2 separate regions of the Homo sapiens genome follow, and region 1 is linked to region 2. A link is an interaction called in ENCODE POLR2A ChIA-PET data of the cell type or tissue named here. Cell type or tissue: B cell. All regions are shown on one strand. Region 1 has its middle 22 kb from the start of IL10RA. Region 2 overlaps MPZL3 (myelin protein zero like 3).

The links. Peaks named below come from ENCODE experiments on the same cell type or tissue, not always from the same donor. Only the 100,000 strongest peaks of a DNase experiment are listed, where the experiment ranks them.
Region 1: POLR2A ChIA-PET joins it to region 2 with 6 read pairs; 2 of 35 experiments call an interaction of 5 or more read pairs at or near these places.

What each region holds. Positions count from the first base shown.
Region 1 is chr11:117,962,420-117,966,419 of GRCh38, forward strand. No RefSeq gene overlaps it. Among named protein-coding and RNA genes, the nearest start is that of IL10RA, 22 kb to the right of the region's middle. In B cell, no CTCF peak of the experiment used is centred here; a DNase peak (open chromatin) is centred at 1,798.
Region 2 is chr11:118,229,329-118,233,328 of GRCh38, forward strand. MPZL3 (myelin protein zero like 3) reads right to left here. Exons shown (of 6, transcript NM_198275.3): 6 at 1-592. The coding sequence ends at 566. Among named protein-coding and RNA genes, the nearest start is that of JAML, 6.3 kb to the left of the region's middle. In B cell, no CTCF peak of the experiment used is centred here; no DNase peak of the experiment used is centred here.

The sequences.
Region 1 (4,000 bases), 270 kb before region 2:
TGTAAACCACACTAACACTAGTCAAGAGAAAACTGGAGTTACTGTGTTACTATCAGACAAGGTAGGTTTTAGAGCAAAGGATATTATCAGAGCTAGAGAAGGTCATTTTATAGTTATAAAGGGATCAATTAATCAAGAGGACACAATTCTAAAGTGTTTATGCACCTTTAAAATATAGACAGTAAAAGTTGCTAGAGTTGCAAGGACAAACAGACAAATTGACAATTACTGTCAGAGATTTCAATATACTTCTCTCAATAAGTGGTAGAATAAGTAGAAAATAAATGAGAACATAGTACATTTGAATAGTACTATCAATCAATTTGACTGGATTGACATTTATAGAACATTCCATCTAACAACGGCAGAATACACCATCTTTTCAAGTATACACAAAGCATTTACCAAGACTGACCATATTCTGGGTCATAAAATAAATCTAAATAAGTTCCGAAGGATTTAAGTCATACAAAATATGTTCTCTGACCACAGTGGAATTAAATTAGAAATTAATACCAGAAAGGTACCTGGAAAATCCCCAAAGTTCTGGTAACTGAGTCCCATACTTCTAAATGACCCATGATCATGACCCAATAAGAAATTGAAAGGGAAATTACAAAGTATTTTGAAATAAATTAAAACGAAAACACAACATAGAATTTGTGGGATGCTGTTAAGCAGTATTTATGAGGAAATTCATAGTGCTAAATGCCCATACTAGTAAAGAAGTATCAACTGGGCGTGGTGGCTCACACCTGTAATTCCAGCACTTTGGGAGGCCAAGACAGGCAGATCACCTGAGGTCAGGAGTTTGAGACCAGCCTGACCAACAAGGAGAAATCCCATCTCTACTAAAAATACAAAAATTAGCCAGGCGTGGTGGCGCATGCCTGTAATCCCAGCTACTCGGGAGGCTGAGGCAGCAGAAATCACTTGAACCTGGGAGGTGGAGATTGCGGTGAGCTGAGATTGCACCACTGCACTCCAGCCTGGGCAACAAGAGCAAAACTCCATCTCAAAAAAAAAAAAAAAAGAAGTATTAAGTAAATATGCTCATATTGCATCTAAAGAAACTAAGAAAATTAAGAGAAAATTAAACCCCAAAGAAGCAGAAAAAGAAAATAACAAAGATCAATGGGGAAATTAATATTAATAAAACAGAAAACAAAATAAAACAAATACAGAAAGCCAATCAAGAGCTGGTTCTGTGTGATTAATAAAATGGATAAACCTGTAGCTATAAGGATTAGGGTAAAAAGAGAGATACCACAAATTTCCAGTATTGGAAATGAGTGAGGTGACCTCGTTCAACAGATTTTACAGATATTGAAAGGATAATAAAGCAATATTATGAGCAACTTTATGTCAAAAAAAATTGAAAACTTGCATGAAATAGATTAATTCTCCTGAAAAACACAAATTACCATGGCTGGTTCAAAAAGAAAGATAACCTAAACAGCCCTATTGTAGTTAAAAACCTTCCCACAAAGAAAACTTCAGGCCCCAGTGGCTTCACTGGTGAATTTCACCAAACATTTAAGAAAGAAATAATACTAAGTCTACACAAACGTTTTCAAAAAATTGAAGCAAAGGGAATACATCTCAACTCATTTTATGAGGCCAGCATTACCCTGATGCTAAAACCAGACAAAGACATTTACAGAAAAAAAACAAAACTAAACTAAAGGCCAAAATCGCTTATGATCACGAGCAAAAATTTTAAACAGTACTTTGGGGCATTGAATCTAGCAATATATTAAAAGGATAATACATCATGACCTAACGAAGTTTATCTCATGACTTCAGGGTTGAATGAACATTGGAAAATCCCTCAGCATAATTCACCTGAAATTCAAGCTGAAAATCAATGATCTCAGTTGCCATCTCAAGACAATAAAAAAAATTAACTAAAAAAGGAAAACCATGTAATCATTTCAATGGATGCAGAAAAAGCACTTGACAAAATTTAACATATATTTTATCCATTCCTGATTTTTTTTTTTTTTTTTTTTTTTGAGACAGAGTCTCGCTCTGTCACTCAGGTTGGAGTGCAATGGCACGATCTGGGCTCACTGCAACCTCCGCCTCCCGGGTTCAAGAGATTCTCCTGCCCCAGCCTCCCAAGTAGCTGGAATTACAGGTGCCCACCACCATGCCCAGCTAATTTTTTGTATTTTTAGTAGAGACAGGGTTTCACTGTGTTAGCCAGGATGGTCTCGATCTCCTGACATTGTGATTCACCCGCCTCAGCCTCCCAAAGTGCTGGGATTACAGGCGTGAGCTACCGTGCCCGGCCCATTCCTGATTTTAAAATCTCTCGGCAAACTAGAAATAGAAGGGAACAACTTCAATCTGATTTTTAAAAATCCACAAAAAGCCTATAGCTATGATCAATCTTCTTTTTTTTTTTTTTTTGGACAGAGTCTCGCTTTGTTGCCCAGGCTGGAGTGCAGTGGTGCGATCTCGGCTCACTGCAACCTCTGCTTCCCGGGTTCAAGCAATTCTCTGCCTATGCCTCCCAGGTTCAAGCAATTCTCTGCCTCGGCCTCCTGAGTAGCTGGGATTACAGGTGCCTGCCACGATGCCTGGCTACTTTTTGTATTTTTAGTAGAGATGGGGTTTCACCATCTTGGCCAGGCTGGTCTTGAACTCCTGACCTCGTGATCCACCCGCCTCGGCCTCCCAAAGTGCTGGGATTACAGGCGTGAGCCACTGCGCCCGGCCAGCTATGATCATTCTTAATGGCAAAAGACTGAATGTTTCCCCCTAAGATCAGGAGCAGGACAGGTTGTCCTCTCCCACCAATTCTATTCAACATTTTACCAGAGGTGCTAGCCAGAACAATCAGGCCAGAAGAAGAAATAGAAAACATCTAGGCTGGGTAGGAAGAAGTAAAACTGACTTTATTTTCAGGTAACATGATTATCTAGGTAGGAAACCTGATGGAATCTACCAAAAAAGCTACTGGAACTTGTAACTGATAACAGACAAGGTAACAGGTTGCAGGATCCATATTTAAAAACAATTGTATTTTTATATACTAACAACAAATAATTGGAAATTGAAATGTATAAAACAATGCCATTTATAATAGCATCAAAAAATATCGAAGACGAAAATGAACCATATGTCGGGACATAAATTGAGCCTCAATGGCTTTCAAAAGTTAGATCATTTAGAGCATATTCTATGAATTAATAAAAAAGAGATAATTGGAAAATCCTCAACTGACTGGGAAGCAAATAATGTACTTCTAAATAATCCAAAGGCCACAAGTAATCATAATGAAATTTTAAAATATTTTATTTATTTATTTTTGAGACAAGGTCTCCCTCTGTCACCAAGGCTGGAGTACAATGGCACAATCACAGCTCACTGTAACCTCGAACTTCTAGACTCAAGCAATCCTCTCACCTTAGCTCCCCGAGTAGGTGGGACTACAGGCCCAAGCCACAATGCCCAGCTAACTTTTAATTTTTTGGTAGGGACAGGATCTCTCCCAGGCTGGTCTCAAACTCCTTGGCTCAAGTGATCTTCCTGCCTCAGGCTCCCAAAGTGCCAGGATTACAGGCCTGAGCCACCTCGCCTGGCACAATTTTAAATATAGCATTAACAAAATTGCTGAGATGTGACTAAAACAGTGCCCAAAGGGAAAGTTATAACTTTAAATAATAAATTAGAGATGAACAAAAGCTGAAAATCAGTGATCTCAGTTGCCATCTCAAGATGATTAAAAAAAAGCACCTGAAACCTAAAAAAAGTAGAAGGATATGACAAAGATAAGAGCAGAAGTTTAAGAATAGAAAACAGAATTTAAAAATTTAAAAAGCCAAAATTTGTTTTTTTAAAAAAGATTAATACATTTGAAAAAAAAATTAGCAAGACTGATTTTGAAAAAGAAAGAGGCCAGGCATGGTGGCTCACACCTATAATCCCAGCACTTTGGGAGGCCGAGGCAGGCGGATCACCTGAGGTCAGGAGTTCAAGACCAGCCTGGCCA
Region 2 (4,000 bases):
AGGGTATACACCCTAAGTTATCCAAACACAACTGAGGTTGAGGTCATTAAACCGGTAAGTATACGCCCTATACTAACTCACAGCTGAAAGTGTACATGGAGCAAAAAACAAAGAATACATATCCCAAGCGAATATTTTGTCTGGTGACACATCAGGAAGCCACAAGCTCCACTTCATTTAAAAAATTATTTGGGTATCAGCGGTGTGGCAAACATTCAAAATTCTCCTTCAAACAGTTGGAAGAAAACATGTAATACATTCCAGAGCAAAGATGAATCAAAAAGTATCTTTTTGCTCAGGAAAAGAATTTCTTCATTCAATTACAGCATAATTCATTGAAAGGGGAAGTCATGAGTCTCTTATGAGAGTTCCTGAACAGTTTATAAATACAACAAGAACATTTATTCAATAAATAAGTGGTTCCTAAAGTCTTTACTGATGATCTCCAGGATTGTCCATCGCTATGGTCCAGGCCAGCTCCACTTTCTCTGACAGGCTTTAGCTGCCAGTGGAATGGGATGTTTCCTGTCTTTAGGTGACTCTTCTTGTGTCATACAGACTTTCATCAATATGTCTCTTCATAGTCTGAATCCTGGAGGGAGCAAAACAGCAGGTGTGAAACACAATTCCAGAGTTGGAATTTAGGCAAAGACCACATGTTAGGATCCTCCAAATGGAACCTGGCTTGGGGAGACAGCCACAGTGAAATGCCACTGACTCAATACACCTAAATTCCCACGGAGCTTCACAGGACCTCAATATAATTGGTGTCTATTGGGCTAATTTCTGCTTTGAAGCCCTAGTGGTTTCCTTTCCCTTGGTGAATATTTTTTAGAACCTCAACACACAAGAAAAGATGCCCGCCTACCGCACCCTTTCTTAGCAAAACAAGTGTCAGTGGAATCACCCCAGCGATCCTCTCCTCACTCTCTTGCAGAAATGTGCAAAATTGTGGTTAGGAATTTAGACTAAGTGTCAGTCTACCACTGAGTTCCACCTCTTGTGGCTGTGTGACCTTGGATAAAGTTATTAACTTCTCTAAGCCTCAGTTTCCTCATCTGTAAAATGGGGATAATAAAAATACACCTCATAGAACTGTTATGAGAATTGAATGAGGCAATATATGTAAATTACTTAGCACTGCCTGGCACTTCATAAGCACTCATTCAAGATTAGCTCCTGTTACCATTATTATTATTCATACTCATATTCATTACTTCTAACTTCAAGTGGGCCATTAGCACTAACTGGCATACCACACTTCTCTAGTCTATTTATTCTCCTTGATGACTATTTCATACCCTTCCCTCTTTCCCCAAACTTCCAACACCTCCTCTTCCCATCATTCTCAGCTGACGGCCTTGCTTTCTCCCATGATTGGGACTAGAGAAGCAATTAGTAGGGAATTTCCACAAGCTCCATCACATGTGGCCACTCATCTACATCTGGATCCATCTATTTGGCCTTCCCTATTGTTCTTATACACTCTCCCTGTCTTACTTTATCTAAGGTCAACATCTCCACTCCACTTATGCACTAGATCCTGGCATTACACCAGCAATCCTCTCCTCTCTGTCTTGCAGCATCAATTTTTTCCTTCTCTACTACATAATTCCCATCTGCATACAAATGTGTTCATTTTCTCCCATCTTAAAAAGAAAAGCCACCAGTGACATTGCCCTCCACGTATTGCCTGTCTCTCTGCATCCCTTCACAGCACAAGTCCTTGAAAGAGTTGTTTATGCCCACTGCCTCCAATGCATCTTTCTGCAATCTTTCTTGACCCCACCCCAGACAAGTTTTCATTCCCACTATTCCACTGAAGATCCTTTTGCCAAGGTCACCAATGACCTCCATATTCCCAAATCATCCAATAATCAATTATCAGCTCTCATTTTACTTCACCTGACTCCACAGCAAATGACACAGTTGATCACTCTCTTTTCCTAGAAATAATTCTCCACTTGACTCCCAGGATACCAAAATCTCCTGGTTTTCTTCCTATCTCACTAGCCGCTCTTTCTTAGCCTCTTTACTAATAATTCCTCTTCATCTCCCCATCCTAGAAATCTTGGAGGGCCCAGGTTCTGTCCTCTGACCCCTTCCCTATCTACATTCATTTCCCTGGAGGAAATGTCTGTTATCAGTCTCTATCTGCTAATGGCTCCTAAATCTCTATCTCCAGTCTAGACCTCTCTTCTCAACTCCACACCCACAACTGCCTACTCCACATCTCCACTTGGAAGTTTAATAAGTATTTCAAACTTAATATGTCCAAACCCAACTTCTGTTCTTCCTCCTAAAGTTTGATTCACCCACAGACTTCCACATATTAGCAAATGGTAACTCTATTCTACCAGTTGCCCAAGTCAAGAATCTTGGAACTACCCTTGAGTCCTCTCATTTTTTCATATATAAATGCAGAAGCAGTAAATCCTTCTGGCTTTACCTTCAAACTATAATCAGAATACAACCACTCCTCACCACCTCCACCACCACCACCCTGGTCCAAACTACCAGCATCTTCAGCTACCTGGATTAATGCAAATGCCTCCTACTTGGACTCTCTGATTCTGTCATTGCTCGTTACCACCCATTCTCAACACAAAAGCCAGAGTAATACTTTTTAAACAGACATAAGTTGATACTGCTTCTCTTCCCAAACCCTCCAATGGATTCCATTTCATTGAGTAGAAGTCCAGGTCATTAAAATCATCTATAAGGTTCTGTAAGATCTAGCTGCTGCGTTACTTCTCTGATGTCAACAAATAGTATTCTTTGCCTTGCTGTCTTCATTTCTGCCATACTGCCCCCTTGCTACTCCAAGAATATGCCAATCATGGCCCCTCCTCAGAGCCTTTGCACCAGTCACTTCTTCTGCCTGAAACGCTCCTCCACAATAGCCATATGGCTTGCTTCTCTTAGGTGTTTGCTTGAGTATCTTCTCACTGAGGTTGTCCCTAACCTATTAAATGTCACACCCCCATCCAGCCATCCCATCCCCCTTTTCTGCTTTTTTCTCCATATCATTAAGTACCATCTCATATACTATATATTTTACTTATTTTTAAAAACTTTGTGAGTATTTGTACCCCAATTCAACAGAGTCTTAGAGGATGAGAAAGTTTTCCAGGCAAAGAACATTCAGTTCTCGGAGGGCAGGAATTTTTCTCAGTTTTGTTCACTGCTGGTTCCTAAGCACCTAGAACAGTACATATGGCACGTGACAGATGCTCAACAAATCACTGTTGAATGGATTAATATCTGAAATGTGGATAATAACCGTATGAACATTAACTTATTTTGCGTTCTTAAAAATATCCGAGCCTCCAAAGGTTGGTATTAGGTCCTCTGCACTGGCATTACCAACCTTTCTCTCATCTTCCCTATGATACTCAAGTGCATGAGACAAAGAAAAACAAAAAACACTGCAATTAGTCATCGAGCCAAGTGTGAGCTTGGCAATAAGTAAACAGGAGGCAATGACAGGTATGTATCATATGAGATCAGAAGTTCTTTGTGACCTGTTTCCAACTGCACCACATCAGAGAGTCTTCCCTCCTGCTGGGATCCTAGGACACCCACCCCAGCCTCCTAATTGGACTCTCTGATTCTGTCATTAGTCACAGTGAGTACTCAAAGCAGGAGGGATGACAGCCTTTTGACATTTAAATCAAAACTTGGGCCTTCCAGGGTGGTATTTCTTATTGATAAAAGACATCAAGTTACCTAAAAGGTTATATCAACCTAACTCCCTGAAAAATACTACAGCTCAGTAGAAAAGTTAAATTCAGGGTCGAGTCCAGCCAGTCGAAGTCTCCTAGTATGAATTCAGTGGCATAGGACACTCCTGTTTTGGGATTTTCTGTCAGTCAGCAGAAACTACTCTACGTGGCCCCCTTCCCTAACCTAAGACCACTGCTCTACGACCACGAGACAGGAAACAAAATCTTGGTTAGAATTGGTAGGGGTCCCCTGAGTCCAAAATGCTTTGGGGAAA